3 separate regions of the Homo sapiens genome follow, and regions 1 and 2 are each linked to region 3. The links are chromatin loops, found by intact Hi-C in ENCODE. Cell type or tissue: Calu3. All regions are shown on one strand.

Region 1 (2,500 bases), 160 kb after region 3:
TCACTATCATTATTCAAGTAATTTTCACATAGTAGGTCACCAATATCGGATCATTGAATAAAACATATACCTTGTTCAATAGATATATCAGAATTTATACATCCAAAGGTTTGTTAGCCTCTTTCATAAAATGAGCTACAATCTCACTTCATAAGTTAAAAATAAACATTCATTGAATCTAAGCTACAGCTTTATGCATTGAAAACATTACCAACTTATTTACATAGCACATTAAAATTTTACAAAGCACATTTACAGGGAGAGAATTAATTTAATTTTCTTCCACACTATGTGATACAGCTCTAGTGCCAATCATAAATGACAAACCCTTAATACATTTGCCCATCTGGGCTCCTCTTTCCAAAGTACCTAAGTATCTAGTGAGGTGCAGTGGCTCATGCCTATAAATCCCAACATTTTGGGAGACCGAGGCAGAAGGATCATTTGAGCCCAGTAGTTCAAGACCAGCCTGGGCAACATAGGGAGACTCCCATCTCTACAAAAAATTAAAAAATTAGCCAGGCATGGTAGCACATGCTTGTGCTTCCAGCTACTCGGGAAGCTGAGGTAGGAGGATTGCTTGAGCCCAAGAGGCCAGGAGGTTGAGGCTGCAATGAGCCATGATCATGCCACTGCACTCAGTTTAGGAAACAGAGAGAGACCTTGTCTAAAAAAAAAAAAAAAACAAAAACAAAAACAAAAAAAACAGTTCTAAGTTGTAGTTGAAATCTGCAGTAACTGTTTAATCAATGAGCTTCTAATGGTCTTTTTATTATGATTATCAAATGTCTATGCAAACATTTCTTCCTCTGAACTTCACCCTCCTGAAAAGGGGCAACTGTGAATGACTATTCCCTTTCTATACCAGTTCCAATAGCACAGTGGAGAGGGGAGGGAAAAATAAACACACACATTTCTAACTTTCCAGCCTACTGACTGGTCTGCCCTTTCCCCTGGCCAACATCCTCAAAAATATGATAATGAAGTGGTTTGTGTGATTGTGAAAGAGTGTGTGCGTTTCCCTGGGCTGGAGCCAAGGGAGAGAAAGAAGGTATCCAAACACAGCTGCAGTTACCTCTCCCCGCTCAGTCATTTCAGGGAAATGGACTCAGCATATCTGGAAGGAGGTCAACTGGGGGACAAAATAAAAGGCTCTCTTGGTTGGTTGGTTCTGCACAGATCCTGAAAGCAGGCTTCAGGCCTATACTATAACAATCCCTCTGACTTTGGCAATAAAATGAAGGAGAAACATCACAGAAAATACCAAAGGAAGAACCAGTCAAATCCCATTATCACAAACTCCCAGAAATTTGTTTAATTATTTTAATATTTTCAATATAGCTGACTGGAGTGAACATTAGTTAACATGAGTAAGTGATAAATTGGATCTAAATTGTCATTTGTATCTATAGAGATGTTGCTATAAAGAAGTATGTCCAAGTTAGATTTTCACCTAGGCAGGTTGGGAAAAAAAAGATGAAAAAATATGTGCATTCTAACTATTTTCTACAAACTATATACATAGTAGATTATTCCATTGTTGACACTTCTGAATCATATGGCCATGGAAATTAAGGGGATCCCTTAATTGAACCCCTCAATTGAAAGAGGAGCAAACTAAAGCACAGAGTACATTGTCCATATAAACAACCACTTAGGGCTGCCATCTTCAATGGGAAGGTCTCTCTCAAGTTATAGACTGAAATCTAAGTCTGGCCCAGCATTCACTGGGCACCTTATTTTCTACCTACATTTTCATAAGATGTATCACAAACTTCAGCAATTATTTGTTGTGTACTATCTGCTATATATTTATGCAAGTTAACATTGAAATAATAAAATGAGAAGCCATTAGACAGGAACCCTGGGTTCCTACCTAAGGAAACTAAAACCTAGCTCAGCCTCATTTCATGCAAGAGGCTAATTTAAAAGAAATGAAACTTAAGCTCAACCAATCACATAGCCAACTGGGCATTGATTATTGTCTTGAACTTCCCACCAAGATAGTCCAAATAGGGCAATTTTCCAAACTTCAACCAATCAAATAATTTCTTTGCTCTGCTTTCTCATTCACCCTGTAAAAGCTTTTCCATCAACCACCTCTGCTGAAGCCCTGAACCACTTCCAGTCTAGAGCTGTCCAATTCATGAATTGCTGTCTGCCCAAATAAACTCTTTAAAGGTTTAATCTGCTAAAGTTTCTCTTTTAACATTAATCTTCTATTTAACATTACTATAAACTCCTTGAAGGCTACCACTATGGCAAAATGATTCTGAATCCTCCTGCTCCTGACACCTCCTGGGAACAGTGCTGAAAATCCAACATTGACTAAACCCCTTTCATTGGCAAATAGGCCCAGAGGGGCCAAGATGAGGGAGACAGACTCAAAAAAGCTCTTGTCCTCCTAAAGTTTAAAATGGAACAGGCAGAGCAACCTAAACAGCTCTAATACAATTTGCCATGGTAAAAGTATAGACAGTTCTGTGTGAATGCAGGTAAC
Region 2 (2,500 bases), 140 kb after region 3:
CCAGAGGAAAAGAAGTCATGAAATGAAAAAGATATTTGCATATGCATGTTTATAGCAGCACAATTTACAATTGCAAAGACATAGAACCAGCCCAAACGCCCATCAATCAATGAGTGGATAAAGAAAATGTCATATACATATACGTATACATATACATATACATATACATATACATATACATATACATATACATATACATATACATACCATGGAATACTATTCAGCCATAAAAAGGAACAAAATAAGGGCATTCACAGCAACCTGGATTATTATCCTAAGTGAATTAACTCTGGAATGGAGAACCAAACATCGTATGTTCTCGCTCATAAATGAGAGCTAAGCTATAAAGATGCAAAGGCATAAAAATGATACATCGGACTTTGGGGATTCAGGGGAAATGGTGGGAGGGGGCGAGGGATAAAGATTACACATTGGGTACAGGGTACACTGCTCAGGTGATGGGTGCACCAAAATCTGAGAAATCACCACTAAAGAACTTATTCATGTAACCAACCACCACCTGCTCCCAGAAAAACCTATTGAAATACAAAATACATTTTAAAAAAGAATAAAATCTAAGTGCTGTTAAAACCCAAAGGAGGGAGTCAAAAATTCCACCTGAAGGATAAAGAAAGCTTTCACAGAATTGATGATTTTTGAACTTAGCCTTGAAGAACTGGTTTGGAGATGGACTCTAGGTAGGCAGTGGAGGAATCATTACTGGTGGTGGTAAAAGGGCTGGAGCAAAAGTTCAGAGGTGTTCTTCTTTATGAAAGAAGTAAAATCAGAAAGTAAAAGAAAGCTGCCTGGACTAATATCTTATCTCCTCTTTCTTCCCATTTTACTTGTCCTGAATCTATTACTCTTATTACCTGTCTGAGGCACATATCTCTATTCCATGATCTATTCCAGCAGGAGAAGCCCAAACTTTATACAGTCTGTCTAATTCCATGTTCCTTCTTCACCTGGCAAATAGTAAAATCATGTACAGTCCTGCACCACCTAACAATGTTTCAGACAATGATGGACCACATATATGATGGTGGTCCCATAAGATTATAAGACCGTATTTTTACTGTAACTTTTCTATAGATAGAATGTTTAGATACACAAATACCTACCATTGTGTTACAACTGCCTACAGTATTCAGTACAGTCACATGCTGTACAGGTTTGTAGCCTAGGAGCAATGGACTACACCACAGAGCCTTGGTGTGGAGCGGGCTACACTGTCTAAGAATGTATAAGTACACTATGATGCTCGCACAATGATGAAATTGCCTAACAATGCATTTCTCAGAACCTTTTCCCATCATTAAGCAACACATAGCTATATTTAGTTATTTCAGCTGAAGTGTTAAAATTTATAATATCTAATGCTTTACCCCTTCCATCGAGTTTTCCCCAGTCTGATCTCTGCCAAATTAATCTTTTCCGGGTTTGTGTCCCACAGTACTTTGAAGCTTTCTTGTAACACTTAACCACATACTATCCTTACTCATAATGTTTTGACCCTTGTTTGTCTCCCCTACCAGGGATAACTTTCCTTTGGCAGCAGAGACATATTCATAGTTAACTGTTTATATTTAACTGAAATGAATCAACCTTTTCACAAACAGAATATTTTGTGGGAAAGTAGAGAAGAATGCGAACATTTGTTTTTATTAATAAGTGATGACATGATGAAAATATTGGCTTCAGAAGCTGACTGTTTCACTAGCTTTGTACTATCCACATTTTCAGTAGGCTCTGGGTTTTTTGTTTTTGTTGTCTTTTTCCATTTTCAGAGATATGTCTTGATACAATGGCAGGGTTTACAACACCAAGTGTAAAACCTGCTCAAAAGGCTGGGCTACACTTTATAAAACCTTCTGATTCTTAAATGCATTTTATTTTTGGCAAAAACTGATAGAAGTTGTTGTTTTTAAAAACCCAGAAGCTTCTTTAGATATCAGGTCATCTTTACTATTCAACATTGCAATGATTTAAGTGCAAATAAACTTAGATCGTATGGATTAATTTTCCTTTTAAAATGCATGAGGGTTTGAACTGTTATGGTCCTATATTATTGTACTTTGACTTTGTCATTGAAAACAATGTAGACAGACATAAAGATGTTAATGTGTTCTAGGCAAAATAAGATTTACGTAGCCTTATCTATTTTTCAATTTTTGGTAACATAATTAGATGACTATTAAATTCATTTATTTATCCAATAAACCTGTATCAAATGCCTTACATAAAGCTTCATTATATGTTACAGCTCAGCCTTCTTCTCTCCTAACTAGAAAGGATGAATTAATCTTTCTTCTTAGCATCCATTTTCATCTCTTAAAATGTCGTTAATTCTTTTTTTTTTTTTTTGAGACGGAGTTTCACTCTTGTCATCCAGGCTGGAGTGCAGTGGCGTGATCTCGGCTCACTGCAACCGCTGCCTCCCGGGTTCACACCATTCTTCTGCCTCAGCCTCTCGAGTAGCTGGGATTACATTTGTATTTTT
Region 3 (2,500 bases):
GATTGTGCCACTGCACTCCAGCCTGGGTGACAGAGTGATACTCCACCTCAAATTAAAAAATTTTTTAAAGCTTATTTGCTTCTTTATTTTGTTTACCTAATCAAGGCATTGTCTGATTTCTACACTGTGTAGATATAATTATTCCCTTGAAACTAATAGGCAATCTGTTGGGAGTCAGTTTAAAAACATAAAAATATCCTGCTCCTCATCAAAATTCTTCCTTAGATTTAATATCCATTGGTAATTTGGCCCTGGACCAATCTTGACTATGACAGCTATAAAATAATAATTTTCTAACTCCAGCAGTTTCTCCACATTTACCAGTCAGCACCTGGCATTCTACAACAAGCAAGAGTCCTCCTTTTTCCTCTGTTTATTCACTTATTTATTTATCTAATTATTAAATAAATTAGTTCAGATTCATGGATTCCTGTTTTCTTCAGTGGTTTATGGTCATACTGTCCTTATATATTTTGGTATTTAAATTGTTTCAGTTTTGGGCAACAGGAGCCACTTCCTGCCAGCTCTTTTCCTGTGACATGCCCTCAGCATTTTTTTTAACACTTCCCTTCTCATCGACATAACAAGATGTTTCATTAGCTTCTAGAACTTTCCCTGTCCCAGGCCTACATTTAGTCACTTCTCTGAGGAGAAGAGCCCTTGTTCTTTCAGTAGAGAATGGTATTAGAGGACAAAATCTGAGTACTAGGTGTGCTCATTGCTACTAGACTTTTTTTTTCTTCTAGGTCTTTTCAGCAGCTAGAGTTGGGAAATAGATGCATGTATATATGTATGTACACAAATATACATATACACTTACAATATGCATATGCACATATGTATACACACATACACACATTTACCTGAGCACACCTGCATGTATATACACATACATTTATTTTAGAAATGAGTTCATACCAATGCTTCCAATTTAGAGCACACTCTCTTAACCACTATGTAATCATTTTGTATGTGCTTCCACAATGGCTGAATTAAAGATGAAAGATAGAATCCAAAGTGACTCAGAGAATTTCCTCTGTTCTATTTATGATCACTACAATTCCTGCTGAAAATTTCTGCCCCCTTTTTGGGAAGCAACACTGTGTGTCCTTGAAGATTCAATTTTGTCTTTGTTCATGTCTGAGCTCCTTCTCCTTGCAAGACTGTGACGGGAGTTGAGAGGACAGAGCCTGAATTTCTCCTAGAATTTAGAGTTTGTGACGACCAACTATTTAAAATATTCTTTGGTAATCTACATAAATTACCCCAAGTCCTAAGACAGCAGGTAGTCTGTCCACCAAAGGTATAAGCTGGTACTGGGAGGTTGATGAAAACCAAAGGCATGTAGGCAAAGTCTCTTTCAGGTTAGAATGTAAGAATGGTGGTAGCAAAGGAAGATGGAGTCCCCTATATCTTTAGGTGCTAGAATGTGGGGGAAGATGCAGTCCCCAGAGATGGACACAAGGTGGCTCAGTGAACCTGTTCCCTGGTGCTCCACATCTCCCTAGAAGGAAAAAGATAACTATGTTCAGCAGCAGGCAGTCATTGGACATTATGGCAGCTGCCCAGCCAATCCTTGCAAGCTCAGCAAGACAACCTAGAGTGAATGCAACCAACCGGCCTAAAGGGTGATGACCCTAGTCCCATGGACCATACCTGGGTGCAACACAAGCCTTCAGGGGAGTCACATTGACTGGTACACATTGGTTTGAGCTTTTCTTTATGGCAGTTGTGTTGAGGCAGGAGTATGTCATGACTTTGGAACAAGAGACCTGAGCTCTAGTCCTAGCTCTGCTGATAAATATGTGGTCTTGCATCACGGTATCATATACAAGATATGACCTCTCTGAGCATCAGATACTTTATTTATAAAATGAAAAGAGTGCAAGATTGTTACATGAATTTGATATAATAAATGTAAAGCCCATGCATATAGTTAAGTCTTAGATAAATGTAGACTTTGTTAAGAACAATATAAAAGGTCATAATATGTAATATATGCTAAATCCTTAGATATGTCCCCAAGTAAAATAGTCTAGACTGCTTTATAGAAGGCCTTAGAGTCTGATATCAGGAGAGAACTGAACTGGACCAAATACACAACCATTCTTTTTAGATGATTTCTTGGTGTGGATTGGCAACAGCTAACAAGACTGTTTCCTATGTCCATTAGCCAGAATTTTATAGCAATGTAATGGTTTGGATTCCTGTTTTTTGAGATTGAAGTTTTAGCTGCTTTTGTAACTGAAAACATACCCACTCTTGGTCCACTGTTATGCTAAGAACACCTGAAATATTGTATTTTCTTTGGAACTTAAGTTGCCAGATACGGTGCGGTCAAGGGCTGAAACTAAATACAAGCAGCCCCTTGCTGAAATATGCTCTGAGTGGGTCTGCTGCTGTCACAAGCAGCGTTTCTCCCTCAAAGAGTTGGCATTCCTCCAGTTTTCCCTGCCCGTGATCACACATCCACAAACCAGCCAGCATGGCTAGTTCCTCC

What was found. A loop is a pair of places that touch in the nucleus more often than their neighbours do. Peaks named below come from ENCODE experiments on the same cell type or tissue, not always from the same donor. Only the 100,000 strongest peaks of a DNase experiment are listed, where the experiment ranks them.
Region 1: it touches region 3 in a loop (4-fold over the local background); 7 of 110 quality-filtered maps call a loop at or near these places.
Region 2: a loop joins it to region 3, with 2.2 times the contacts of the local background. A loop is called at or near these places in 4 of 110 quality-filtered maps.

Annotation. Positions count from the first base shown.
Region 1 is chr3:177,613,732-177,616,231 of GRCh38, reverse strand. All of the region lies in intron 2 of LINC00578 (long intergenic non-protein coding RNA 578), which reads right to left. Among named protein-coding and RNA genes, the nearest start is that of LINC00578, 170 kb to the right of the region's middle. In Calu3, no CTCF peak of the experiment used is centred here; a DNase peak (open chromatin) is centred at 1,031.
Region 2 is chr3:177,632,872-177,635,371 of GRCh38, reverse strand. All of the region lies in intron 3 of LINC00578 (long intergenic non-protein coding RNA 578), which reads right to left. Among named protein-coding and RNA genes, the nearest start is that of LINC02015, 180 kb to the left of the region's middle. In Calu3, no CTCF peak of the experiment used is centred here; a DNase peak (open chromatin) is centred at 1,451.
Region 3 is chr3:177,776,906-177,779,405 of GRCh38, reverse strand. No RefSeq gene overlaps it. Among named protein-coding and RNA genes, the nearest start is that of LINC02015, 39 kb to the left of the region's middle. In Calu3, a CTCF peak has its summit at 1,434 (motif pointing right); a DNase peak (open chromatin) is centred at 1,475.